4 separate regions of the Homo sapiens genome follow, and all the other regions are linked to region 3. The links are chromatin contacts, found by Hi-C or POLR2A ChIA-PET in ENCODE. All regions are on one chromosome and are shown on one strand. The core of a region is the stretch at or near the end of the contact, and the rest is flanking DNA. Distances in the headings are between cores, read along the strand shown. Region 1 holds the start of SAE1 (SUMO1 activating enzyme subunit 1). Region 2 overlaps ZC3H4 (zinc finger CCCH-type containing 4). Region 3 overlaps ARHGAP35 (Rho GTPase activating protein 35). Region 4 overlaps SAE1 (SUMO1 activating enzyme subunit 1).

Region 1 (2,739 bases), core at 113-2,612, 180 kb before region 3:
GAGGTCCGGAGTTTGAGACCAGCCTGGCCAACATGGTGAAAACCCATGTCTACTAAAAATACAAAAATTAGCCAGGCATGGTGGCGCGAGCCTGTAATCCCAGCTACTCAGAAGACTGAGGTGAGAGGAAGTCTTGAACCCGGGAGGCCAGAGGCTGCAGTGAACCGAGGTCACCCAACTGCACAAAACAAAAGACGTCCTGGCGCGGTGGCTCACTCCTGTAATCCCAGCACTTCAGGAGGCCGAGGCGGGTGGATCACTTGAGGTAAGGAGATCGAGACCAGTCTCGTCAATATGGCGAAACCCCGTGTCTACTAAAAATACAAAAATTAGCCGGGCGTGCTGGCGGGCCCCTATAATCCCAGCTACTCGGGAGGCTGAGTTAGGAGAATCGCTTGAATCCGGGAGGCAGAGGTTGCAGTGAGCCGAGATCGCGCCACTGCCCTCCAGCCTGGGCGACAGAGAGAGACTATCTCAAAAAAAAAAAAAAAAAAAAAAAGAATTCCCTAAGCTACTCCACAATGCCCAAACTACGTCTCCTGTCCTATCAAGACACAGCCCCATACCAAACACAAGCAACCTTTTCGGGAGCCTACGGCCGTCCCCCTCCAGCCTCTCCGAGCCTCTCAAGATTCCCATTTGAGATAACTTGCTCCAAAACTCCTCAAAACCCGCATTCTCTCAGACTGGCCCGCCCGTGAGCTCCCACAAGAGTGTAAGCTCCCGTCTGTCCGGTTGGCCAGTCCAGTCTCCCCTGTGTGCAGCACGGAACCAGGTCCCATACCCTCGAATGAATGAACTGCGTCCCTCACCTCACCCTTTCCACGTATCCCCAGCCCCTCTTATCCCCTAACCGCGATCAAACCCCACAATCACCGCTTTCGGGCCTCGGATTTCCTGAGTTTGAATTCTCCCGCTCTCTCAGGACTCCCCAACGCCCCCTTCAGAGCTCCCATCCTTCGGAACGGCCCTCCCAACCACTTCCCAGACCTTCCAGAAACATCCCCAATCAACTCCTCCAGTCCCCCCAAGAGAGAGACGATCCCAGAGCACAGAATTCCCGCCTCCTCCCTTCAAATCACACCTTCCCGCTCCTTCCGGGCCGCAAACGCCTCAGAATAGACGCCCCCTCCAGACCCTAGCGGCCTCAAGCCGCGCCGGCCCTGACCGTTTCTGGGCCTCCAGTCCCCACAGGCGGATCTGCCGGTCATACTGTGCCGCCTCCTCCTCGCTAATGCCGCCGCCAGCCTCCTCCTTCTCCACCATGGCGCCGGCTCTTCCTGCCTCAGCTCCGGTCCCGCTCAAGCCAACCGCCCGCCGGACCCGCGCGCCACCTACCGCCGCCGGCAGCACGCCCGGAGTGCTTCTGCGCATGCGCAGACCCTCCCACGCCTGCGCAGTACCTCGTCCGCGGAGCCTGGGACCAAAAGTACCTCACGAGACTCAAAGGCGATCCGGCGACTGCATGTCACGTGACGGAGGGTCCAACCAATCCTAGCCCCAAAAATGGCGCGGCTTAAGGCCCCGAGGGCGTTGCCCACGTGGTCACTTATGTGGCACTTAAATTCTGCAAATATTTAAGGAGTGCATACTGAGATCCCAGCAATAGGGATGTTGTAAAATAACGGTATTGAGTGAAATCGACAAAGCCCTGTCCTCATGGAGTTTACGATCCAGTGAGAAAAGCCCGAAGAGAAATAAATATAAACCCAGCGATGATAAATGCTTTGGAGAAAAATAAAGCAGGACATGGGGCTACAGAGTAACAGGGGTGGTCAGGGAAGGCTTATCAGAGGTGACATTGAACTGTCAATTTTTTTTTTTTTTTTTCATAGAGATGGGGTCCCTCTGTTGCCTAGGCTGGTCTCCAACTCCTGGCCTCAAGCCATCCTCCCGCCTCTGCCTCCCAAAGTGCTGGGATTACAACCATGAGCCACTGTGCCCAGCCTTTCATGTCCCTACTATGTGTTGCACTTTGTGCCCAGCCCTGGACATACAATAATAATAAAAATGAACACATCTCTGCCTTAGAGGCAGTCACGGCCCAGTGGGAGAGAGGAGCGTTAAGAAAACAGGAATAGGCCAGGCACGGTGACTCGCACCTGTAATCTCAGCACTTCGGAAGGCCAAGGCAGGCAGATTACTTTAAATCAGGAGTTGGAGACCAGCCTGGCTAATGTGGTGAAATCCCGTCTTTAGTAAAAATAAAAAAATTAGCAGGGCATGGTGGCTCACACTTGTAGTCCCAGCTACTTGGAAGGCTGAGGTAGGATAATTGCTTGAATCCGGGAGGCGGAGGTTGTAGTAAGCCAAGATCATGCCTCTGCACTCCAACCTGGGTAACAGAGCAAGACTCTGTAAAAAAAAAAAAAAAAGAAAGAAAGAAAGAAAGGAAGGAAGGAGGGAGGGAAAGAGAGAGGGAAAGGAAGGAAGGAAGGGAAAAAAAAAAAAAACCAGGGATGGCCCCAGGTGGTCAATATAGGGAAACGCTATCTCTATTAAAAATACAAAAATTAGCTTGGTGTGGTGGTACTGAGTCTATAGTCCCAGCTACGTGGGAGGCTGAGGTGGAAGGATTTCTGATGTTAGAATCATAGGCTTTTTGGCAGGGCACAGTGGCTCATGCCTGTAATCCCAGCACTTTGGGACGCCAGGGAGGGCAGATCACGAAGTCAGGAGTTCGAGACCAGCCCGGCCAAGATGGTGAAACCCCCATCTCTACTAATACTAAAAAATTAG
Region 2 (2,752 bases), core at 152-2,651, 140 kb before region 3:
CCACCTCCCAGTGTCTGCACAGCTCCTGGCGGCGGGCAGTTTGCCATGTCACTGAGTAACAGCTTCTCCCTTGGGACAAAACCAGTTTTCCCAGTCATGTGGCCCTTTTCGGTGTGGGTGAGGTGTCCAGTGAGGACTTTGCTCCACGCCTGGTTTCTGTGGGCCGCACCCCAGCGGGAAGGCACCTCCCTTGTCAGGACTGCAGCCTGCACCCCCGCCCCATTCCAAGTTTGCTAGTCGGGGAAGCAACACAAGGTGCACATGGGTCAGGTCACCTGTGTTGTTGACTTTGAAGCAGCAGAAAGAGTTTTGTGTCCTGCATTCTGTTTTGAGAGTTGCCCTTGACCTCTGCCCAGGGGTATCTGTGGGGCTGGGCCACTTGGGTTTGAAATAGAACCCATCCCCTTTGAACTGGGAGTGAGAGTTCATAGAAAAAGCTGCTCTTGAGGCGCTCCTTGATGTTTGGGTAGCAGCCCCAAGGCAGACAAAGGGAGGGACATAAGCGAAAGGACAGTGGAGGGTCCTGGGAGGAGGAGTCTGCCACATGCCCTGGAACCTTCAGGCAAGCACGCCTAATACATTGGCTCCCGCTTGGGCAGCTGCGGGCCTTTCCGCAGAGATAGCTCCATTTGTGGCTAACCTTTTGGGGCCTGGGCTCGTGATGTTTCCTCCTTACATCACTTCTCTTTGTGTCCTAGTTAATTGAGACGGAAGGAGTTGGATGCTCTCACGCAAGCCTTTTTGTGGTCATTCATGGGGAACTTTGGGAGCTTTTTAAAATTATTCAAAAAGATTGTTTTTTTCCTTTACCAACTCCTGTACTTGTGAACACTGTGTCTGTGGGTTTGGCTCAAAAACTGGATTCTTTTTCCAGCCTCCCCCTCCTGAACCCAATTTCTTCCTCACTCCTACCCCACCCCATAGATATTTACATATGCAGAATGTCCACTGGGCAGTGTCTGTCATGTTTGGAGAGCACTTTTAAAGTCCTGGAGATTGGGGTGACACGGGGGAATTGGAAGAGTGTAGGATGGGGAGCCAGAAGGGGTTCCACTATCTGGAGGTGAGTCAGAGGAGGGAGAGAAAGCAGGGCCGGTATCATGTGAGGCCCTCAGGAGGGGCCTGGGATCCGTCCCCCCTCCTCCAGCTGCTCAGTGTTTGCTTGCCTCCGGCCTAGAGGTGTGGGACTGACGAGGGTGGGTCAGACCTTGTGACCTGGGACTCTGAGCCTGTTTCCAGCGGTTCTCATGGGGCTTTTGTAATAAAGTACTTGGAGGGTTCTCAGGCCACAGCCCAGGCCTGCCTGTGGGTGGGTCCCAGGTAGCTTGGGGCCACCCCTGGTTCAGAACCAAGGCCCTCTCCACGGTGCACAGCCACCGCCCTCAGCCTCAGGTGGCACTGACGCCCAGCTCACTGGGGCCCGGGGCCCAGCAGGCAATCCTGGGCCTGGGAGGGAGGGGATGTGGGTCTGTGCTCCCTGGGAGAGAGACTTCTGTGGTCAAGCAAGGTTTAGAAGTGCCCCAAGTGCTTCACAGCAGAGCTGTGTGGGTTTCTGGACTATGGGGCTTCCTGGAAGTTGTGCAGCGTTAAGCATTATGAATCCCCAAGATGGGGCTCTTCCTGCTTATGTGACCACAGCACCTTGTCGGTTTCTTCTTCTAAGAACACTAGTTCTGTTGGGAAATCTGGCGTAGATGTGTCCCGGTGTTAGTGGTAATGCCCTTAAACTCCTACCCCTCCCCCAGCCAGGTTAGACTGGAGCAAGCACAGTTCTTTCAGGGGGAGGATAAGGGATGGAACAAGAGGCCATGGCCCCCATGTCCTCCCAGGGTCTCACTTCGCTCACAGCAGTCAGGCCTTCGGTTCCTGTCAGCCTTGGCCAGCCCAGAGCCCTAGGAGGTCTCCTCTCAAACCCTGTGTTCATGGTGGGATTGGGGTTTGTTTGTAGGGAAGATGGAGAGTTGGAAGAAGGTGAATTGGAAGATGATGGGGCAGAGGAGACCCAGGATACCTCCGGAGGGCCTGAGAGAAGCCGGAAAGAAAAGGGGGAGAAGCATCACAGTGATTCGGATGAGGAGAAGTCCCACAGGAGACTGAAGCGGAAACGGAAGAAAGAGCGGGAGAAAGAGAAAAGGAGGTCGAAGAAGAGGAGGAAATCCAAGCACAAAGTAGGTCGGAGATCCCCTGGGACTGCCACTGCCTGGCATTGGGCCTGGCTGAGAGCCCCAGGGGCTGAGCTTTTGCTGTCCACCCCAGAGGGCACTCTTAATGCCTTTGCTTATCTCAAATTGGATAAAGACCTTTTTTAAAAGAGTTGGTAGCTTATGCTTCATTGCCACTAAGTGCCCCAGGTGAGGTGTTTCAGGTGAAGCGCAGAGCCCTGCGGCACATGCCAGCATAGTTTGTCCTGAGGCTGACTGTGCCCGAGTGGCCTGCCTGTGGCAGGTTGCTGAGTCTCCTTCCCCTGTCATTACAGCGCCATGCTTCTTCTAGCGATGACTTCTCTGACTTCTCAGATGACTCGGATTTCAGCCCCAGTGAGAAAGGTCACCGCAAGTACAGAGAGTACAGCCCCCCATATGCGCCGGTGAGTGACTGGCATGCACTGCTGAGCTCTGGGGCCGGGAGGAGTTCAACTGCTTGTGTTTCTTGAGCACTTGCTGTGTTCTGGGCATTTTTTGTGAGTTTCAGTCCTGGGCCATCAGGTATTAATTTAATCCCCATTTTATGAGTGAGGAAACTGAAACTTAGA
Region 3 (2,940 bases), core at 224-2,723:
GGGACCAGAAGTGTTTCAGAATTTGGAATATTTGCATATAAGTAATGAGGTATCTTGAGGATGCGGTTGGGTGTGGTTGCTCACGCCTGTAATCCCAGCACTTTGGGAGGCCGAGGCAGGAGAATTGCTTGAACATGGGAGGCGGAGGTTGCAATGAGCTGAGACCGTGCCATTGCACTCCAGCCTGGGTGACAGAGTGAGACTCCCTCTCCAAAAAAAAAAAAAAAAAGATATCTTGGGGATGGGACCCAAACCTAAACACAAAATTTATTATGTTTCACATATACCTTATACACACAGCATAGAAGGTAATTTCATAAATTTTTTTTTTGAGACAGGGTCTTGCTCTATCACCCAGGTTGCAGTGCAATGGTGCAATCTCAGCTTACTGTGGCCTCTGCCTCCCAGGCTCAAGTGATTCTCTCACCTTAGCCTCCCAAGTAGCTGGGACTACAGGTGCACGCCACCACACGTGGCTAATTTTTGTATTTTTAGTAGAGATGGCGTTTCTCCATCTTGCCCATGCTGGTCTCAAACTCCTGGGCTCAAGTGATCTGCCCGCACTGGTCTCTCTAAGTGTTGAGATTACAGGCATGAGCCACTGTGCCCTGGCCTCGTGCATGAAACAAAGTTTTGACTGTGACCACATGGGGTCAGGTGGGGAATCATGTTGGTGCTGAAAAATGTTCAGATTTGGGGCATTTTGGATTTCAGATTAGGGATGCGTGACCTGCATTTACCCTGTCTTGTTATATGATGGTCATACATGGGTGTAGTATGCAGGCTCATTTTTACTTAAAAAATACTTTCAAGAGGAAAAATTTGACAATCATACAGCAATTACCATTTTTTAAAAAGGAAATCATTTTTTTCTTAAATGGTTTAAAGGGTTGCTCTGTAATCTAGCTTGTGTTATTTAAATGCTGAGTAAGTCCTTCCCTTCAAAGATCACTCTGATGATAAAGCATAAAGCTTCCTGCCACAAATACAGGAAGTATGAAATACTGCACTCCAGCCCGGGTGATGGAAAGAAACCCTGTCACAAAACAAAACAAAAAACATCGTATGAAATTACCTTCATGCTATGTGAATAAGGTATATATGAAACATAAATGAATTTTGTGAGGCTAAAATTAGGAAGGTACTGTTGGTCTGACATAGCTGCTGCCAAGAAGGCTGCTGAAAGGCTGGCTGTGTGGGGGCAATGGCGACTCCTCTCAGGCTCTGTCTGTCACGGAGAGGGTGACATGAAATAATGCTTATCAATGTTAGCTATCCTCATCATTATTGTTATTCAAACAGCTACTACCACATCCTTGCCATCTGATTATGTTCATCTCTGCCCATTTAAAAGTTTTCCAAACTAGACGAACTTATCATTAATACCTATACTTAATATAATGCCCCACTATCCCTCCCCCGCTAGGAGTTGTATCACATGGACGGGGGCGGCTTAGAATCAAGGACTGTTACATTGAGTTCTGCTCAGGCTGGGTCTTTTGCCTTCTTCTTCTTCTTCACCTCGTGTTAGTGATATTGAAACGACAATAATAAATACACAACCTACTTTTTCAAGTCAGACCCTGCCAGAACTATGCCTAAGACTATCCAAGGCTCAGAAGAATTTTGAATTTACCCAGATTCAGGGTCCTTCACTGGCTTCATGGGTTACGGAGAAGTAAGTGCTCTCCACAGATAGCCCAGCCCCAGGAAGTGAAACACCTCATTATTGATTAAGCCCAAACGGCTCCTGACAGCCGTAACAGAAGAAAAGGTTTTCTGTTGTGGCTTTTAAAACAAAAAACAGATCACAGAACAGAAACACTGATTGTAGTTTCAGTTATCAGGAGCTTTGGACTATGTACTAGAAAGGTCTTGTTTCAACCAAATTGCAGCTTACATGAAAAGATAAATTGTGTGAGTTTGTTTGTTTTTTAAAAACTGTTGGGAGGCTACGAATTTAAATAGCCAAAGGATGCCAGCCAAGAGTGAAAGAACGCAAACTGGGGTGAAATCACAAGGCCTTGCACCATCTTTGTTTGAAAAAGTGGGATTCAGTTGTCTGATACCCAGTCAGCTTACATTTCAAACAGTAAACCACCTGGGAGCCGGGCACTACACAAAGGCGTGAGCTCATCTCTTCAGACCACGGCTCTCAAGTGGCATTTGTCCACGTCTTCGTCCACCTGTCTCAGCCCTTCTGACTTTCAGTTGCCTCAATTCCCATTTCTGCTGACCCAATTGCTGTGTTCTGGTCATGTGGACACAAAGATCCCTGATGGAGGACTCTGGAGAGCCAGGTCCCATGGGGACACATGAATCAGGAAAGAAGGGGCCCCTGCCTTAAGGCTCTCAGGTGTTCTGATGCCTGAGTTGGTCACCTTGCCATCTGTCTTAGCTGCTTGGGTTGCCATAACAAAATACCACAGACTGGGTGGCTTCAACAATAGCTCTCTTTTTCTCATGGTTCTGAGGGCTGGGAAGTCCAAGATCGAGGGGCCAGCCTATTTGGTTTCTGGCAGGGCCCTCCTGCTGGCTTACATACAGACAGCTGCCTTCTCGTGTCCTCACATGGCAGAGGGAGGAGAGCAAGCTCCCTCCTGTCTCTTCTTCTAAGGAGTGACAGACAGAAACAGTATCCCTAACACAAGGGGACAGCTACTATAATCGAGGCATGTCTAGAGTGTGAAGGCTTCGGAAAGGATGGGAATGTGTTAGATGGGAGAGGAAACAACATATTAGGCAGCAGGAACAGTGTTTAACAACGACGCAGAGGCACGACACCGTGTGAAGGTGCTAAGGAGTCCAGTGTGAAGGAAGATGGGCTTGGAAAGACAGGGTTGGACGGGAAGTGACCCGTCTGCTTACTGTGCTGAATTCTTCCAGCTGGGCTCCAACCTGGGCTGCCCCCACACTGGAGTGTGCTACTCTACCCTTTCA
Region 4 (2,968 bases), core at 82-2,581, 230 kb before region 3:
AAAGTGCTGGGATTACAGGCGTGAGCCACCATGCCCTGCCCAGTTTGTGGTTTTATATTCACCTGTGGAAATGAACTAGCACAAGGACTGGCTTGTCTCCTCCATTAGATTTTTATGCTCTGTGGGGCAAAGGCGATGTCACTACTCTATACTGAACACCTGGCACAGGGCTTGCCCCATAGCAGGCACTCAAAAAATATGTCACACAGGAAGCCTGTTTGAAGAATAAAGGATAACTAGGGGAGAAGGGCTCATGACAAAGTGACACAGGCCGGGCAATCCAGAGGCCGGGTGCAGTGGCTCACGCCTGTAATCCCAGCACTTTGAGAGGCCAAGGCAAGCAGATCAACTGAGGTCAGGAGTTTGAGACCAGCCTGGCCAACATGGTGAAACCCCGTCTCTGCTAAAAACACAAAAATGAGCCGGGTGTTGTGGCAGGCACCTGTAGTCCCAGCTACTTGGGAGGCTGAGGTACGAGAATTGCTTGAACCCAGGAGGCAGAGGCTGTGGTGAGCTGACATTGCACCACTGCACTCCAGCTGGGTGACAAAGCGAGACCCTGGCTCAGAAAAAAAATAAAGTGACACAAGCTCCTGGAAATCCAAAGCAGACCTGGTCTGTTACTGACTGAATTGAAAAGTGTTCAAGCTATCTGGGATGGTTCTGTTTCTTATCAAGTGTTACAAACATGCTACACATGGAATACTCAGCAAGAAAAAAAGAAAAAAGCAGCAGCAGATACACAGGGCACCATGTCTGTCCTCAACAGGGAAACCCAATAGGAGTCCCACTTTCACCGTTGCATCTGAGGGCTAGGGTGCAGAACAGTCCATAGGTGTGAAGCTCAGAGGAGTGACATAGCTGGGCTGGGGGAGGAGGTAGGGACACTTCACGGAAGCCACTCTGATTCTGGCTCTCCTGGCCTCTAACCATTCACGGCATCTTGCCATCTGCTCAGTTCACCTCCACATTACTTTCCTTTGTTTACCTCATTCTGTTTTCCTCTTTAACCCAGAAACTTAAAAGTATGTGTGTGCATGTATTCAGTCATCCACTCTTCAAAAATCACTTCCTGAGCACCCCCCCTCCACCCCTACCCTATGCTAGCTGTGGTGGGGACCCAGAAGCGACCCAGACAGCCCCAGGCCTTGCCCTCACACGCGGAGCTCACAGTCTCTAGAGGGCAGGCTCGTAAGCCTCTGTCTGTCGCCACAGCCACACAGTACTTTCATGTCTTTCTCTAGAAAACTTCACCTCTGGAGTGGCCGCCCATGAAGACTACTCTGAAATGCCCCTTTTTGTGCTCCAAAAGTCCTGCCCACGCTTTCGTCTTTGCAATGAAACCCAGTCTATGACCTCACCAGGCATCAGCTCAGAAGAGGGAAAGAAGCTGTGCCTCGCTATTTGCATCTCACTCTCTACTGAAGAGGTTCCGAGGCGCCGGATGAAAGTTGTTGATGGGGAAAAGGAGCATGCACTTTCTCAGAAACGAGCTCAAAAACAAGATGCCATTTTTTGCTTACCAAATTAAAGACCAGGATGACTCAACCCAAGCAAGAAGGCTGAGGGACCTGCACCCTCACCCACAGCAGAGGGGAGCACGAATGCTCAATGAACCATGTAAAAATGTGGTATTAAGGATCCCTATAAAAGGTCCTGACCCTTACCCGCTGAATGAATTACCTATAAATGTTCACTGCAGTGTTGTTTACACAGGATGTCAGGGAGCAGAAGTGTTTGAATTTTGGGTATTTTCAGATTTTGAAATATTTGCATTGTACTTACCAATAGAGCACCCCAAATCTAAGAATCCCAAATCCAAAATGCTCCAATGAGCTTTTATTATTTTTTTTTTATTTTTATTTTTGAGACAGAGTCTCTCTCTGTTGCCCAGGCTGGAATGCAGTGGCGGGATCTCGGCTCACCGCAAGCTGTGCCTCCTGGGTTCAAGTGATTCTCCTGCTTCAGCCTCCCTAGTAGCTGGGACTACAGGCACCCACCACTACACCTGGTCAATTTTTGTATTTTTAGTAGAGACGGGGTTTCACCATGTTAGCCAGGCTGGTCTTGAACTCCTGACCTCAGGTGATCCACCCACCTAGGCCTCCCAAAGTGCTGGGATTACAGGCATGAGCCACCACGCCCGGGGCCAATAAGCATTTTTTTGAGTGTTATGTCGGCACTCAAAACATTTCAGATTTTGGGGGCTTGGTGCGGTGGCTCATGCCTGTAATCCCAGCACTTTGGGAGGCTGAGATGGGTGGATCACTTGAGGTCAGTAGTTCAAGATCAGGCTGGCCAACATAGTGAAACCCTGTCTCTACTAAAAATACAAAAATTAGCCGGGTGTGGTGGCACACGTCTGTAATCCCAGGTACTCAGGAGACTAAGGCAGGAGAATCACTTGAACCCAGGAGGCGGAGGTTGCAGTGAGCAGAGATGGGGCTACTGTACTCTAGCCTGGGAGACACAGTGAGACTCTGTCTCAAAAAAACAAAAATAGGCTGGGCGCAGTAGCTCAGCCTGTAATCCCAGCACTTTGGTAGACAGAGGTGGGAGGATTACTTGAGGTCAGGAGTTCAGGATCAGCCTGGCCAACACGGTGAAACCTCGTGTCCACTAAAAATACAAAAAATTAGCCAGGCATGGTGGCGGGCACCTGTAATCCCAGCTACTTGGGAAGCTGAGGCAGGAAAATCACTTGAACCTGGGAGGTGGAGGTCGCAGTGAGCCGACACACCACCGCACTCCAACCTGGGTGACAGAGCAAGACTCTGTCTCAAAAATAAGTAAACAAATAAAAATGAAAAATAAAAAAAAATTCAGATTTTGGGTTCTTGGATTTAGACACTCAGTCTGTACCACATATAAAGACATATTGACAGAATGGAATATTACATGGCTATTAAAAAACTATGTTGAAACAGAGATTTTAGACACATGTTTTTTGCAACATTTAGGTTTTTTT

The links. A loop is a pair of places that touch in the nucleus more often than their neighbours do. ChIA-PET counts read pairs that join two places held with the same protein, here RNA polymerase II (POLR2A). Pooled maps may share reads with other maps.
Region 1: a pooled map shows a loop between it and region 3 (3-fold over the local background). The contact joins the promoter of SAE1 here to the enhancer-like site in region 3. A Hi-C loop is called at or near these places in 2 of 50 pooled maps. POLR2A ChIA-PET finds 5 or more read pairs at or near these places in 7 of 52 experiments (H1, HEK293T, HepG2 and 4 more).
Region 2: a pooled map shows a loop between it and region 3 (5-fold over the local background). The contact joins two enhancer-like sites. A Hi-C loop is called at or near these places in 4 of 50 pooled maps. POLR2A ChIA-PET finds 5 or more read pairs at or near these places in 2 of 52 experiments (HEK293 and activated CD4-positive, alpha-beta memory T cell).
Region 4: a loop to region 3 is called in a map with no recorded cell type, with 8 times the contacts of the local background. The contact joins two enhancer-like sites. A Hi-C loop is called at or near these places in 2 of 37 single-sample maps with no recorded cell type and 8 of 50 pooled maps. POLR2A ChIA-PET finds 5 or more read pairs at or near these places in 4 of 52 experiments (Panc1, activated T-cell and activated naive CD4-positive, alpha-beta T cell).

What each region holds. Positions count from the first base shown.
Region 1 is chr19:47,129,458-47,132,196 of GRCh38, reverse strand. It overlaps SAE1 (SUMO1 activating enzyme subunit 1), which reads right to left and starts at 1,362. Exons shown (of 9, transcript NM_005500.3): 1 at 1,169-1,362. The coding sequence starts at 1,266. RefSeq lists enhancers at 1,042-1,281, 974-1,588.
Region 2 is chr19:47,093,805-47,096,556 of GRCh38, reverse strand. It overlaps ZC3H4 (zinc finger CCCH-type containing 4), which reads left to right. Exons shown (of 15, transcript NM_015168.2): 3 at 1,949-2,168; 4 at 2,477-2,587. Among named protein-coding and RNA genes, the nearest start is that of ZC3H4, 19 kb to the left of the region's middle. RefSeq lists enhancers at 1,244-1,293, 1,564-1,753, 2,176-2,285, 2,716-2,752. Within about 2 kb of position 1,401, at least 32 of the 41 ENCODE cell types and tissues checked have a DNase peak (open chromatin) inside an H3K27ac peak, as active enhancers do.
Region 3 is chr19:46,953,709-46,956,648 of GRCh38, reverse strand. All of the region lies in intron 3 of ARHGAP35 (Rho GTPase activating protein 35), which reads right to left. Among named protein-coding and RNA genes, the nearest start is that of NPAS1, 65 kb to the left of the region's middle. Within about 2 kb of position 1,473, at least 9 of the 41 ENCODE cell types and tissues checked have a DNase peak (open chromatin) inside an H3K27ac peak, as active enhancers do; they include PC-9, where a contact is called at or near this core.
Region 4 is chr19:47,185,139-47,188,106 of GRCh38, reverse strand. The region is part of intron 6 of SAE1 (SUMO1 activating enzyme subunit 1); the gene reads right to left. Among named protein-coding and RNA genes, the nearest start is that of MIR3190, 40 kb to the left of the region's middle. RefSeq lists an enhancer at 1,085-1,354. Within about 2 kb of position 1,331, at least 9 of the 41 ENCODE cell types and tissues checked have a DNase peak (open chromatin) inside an H3K27ac peak, as active enhancers do.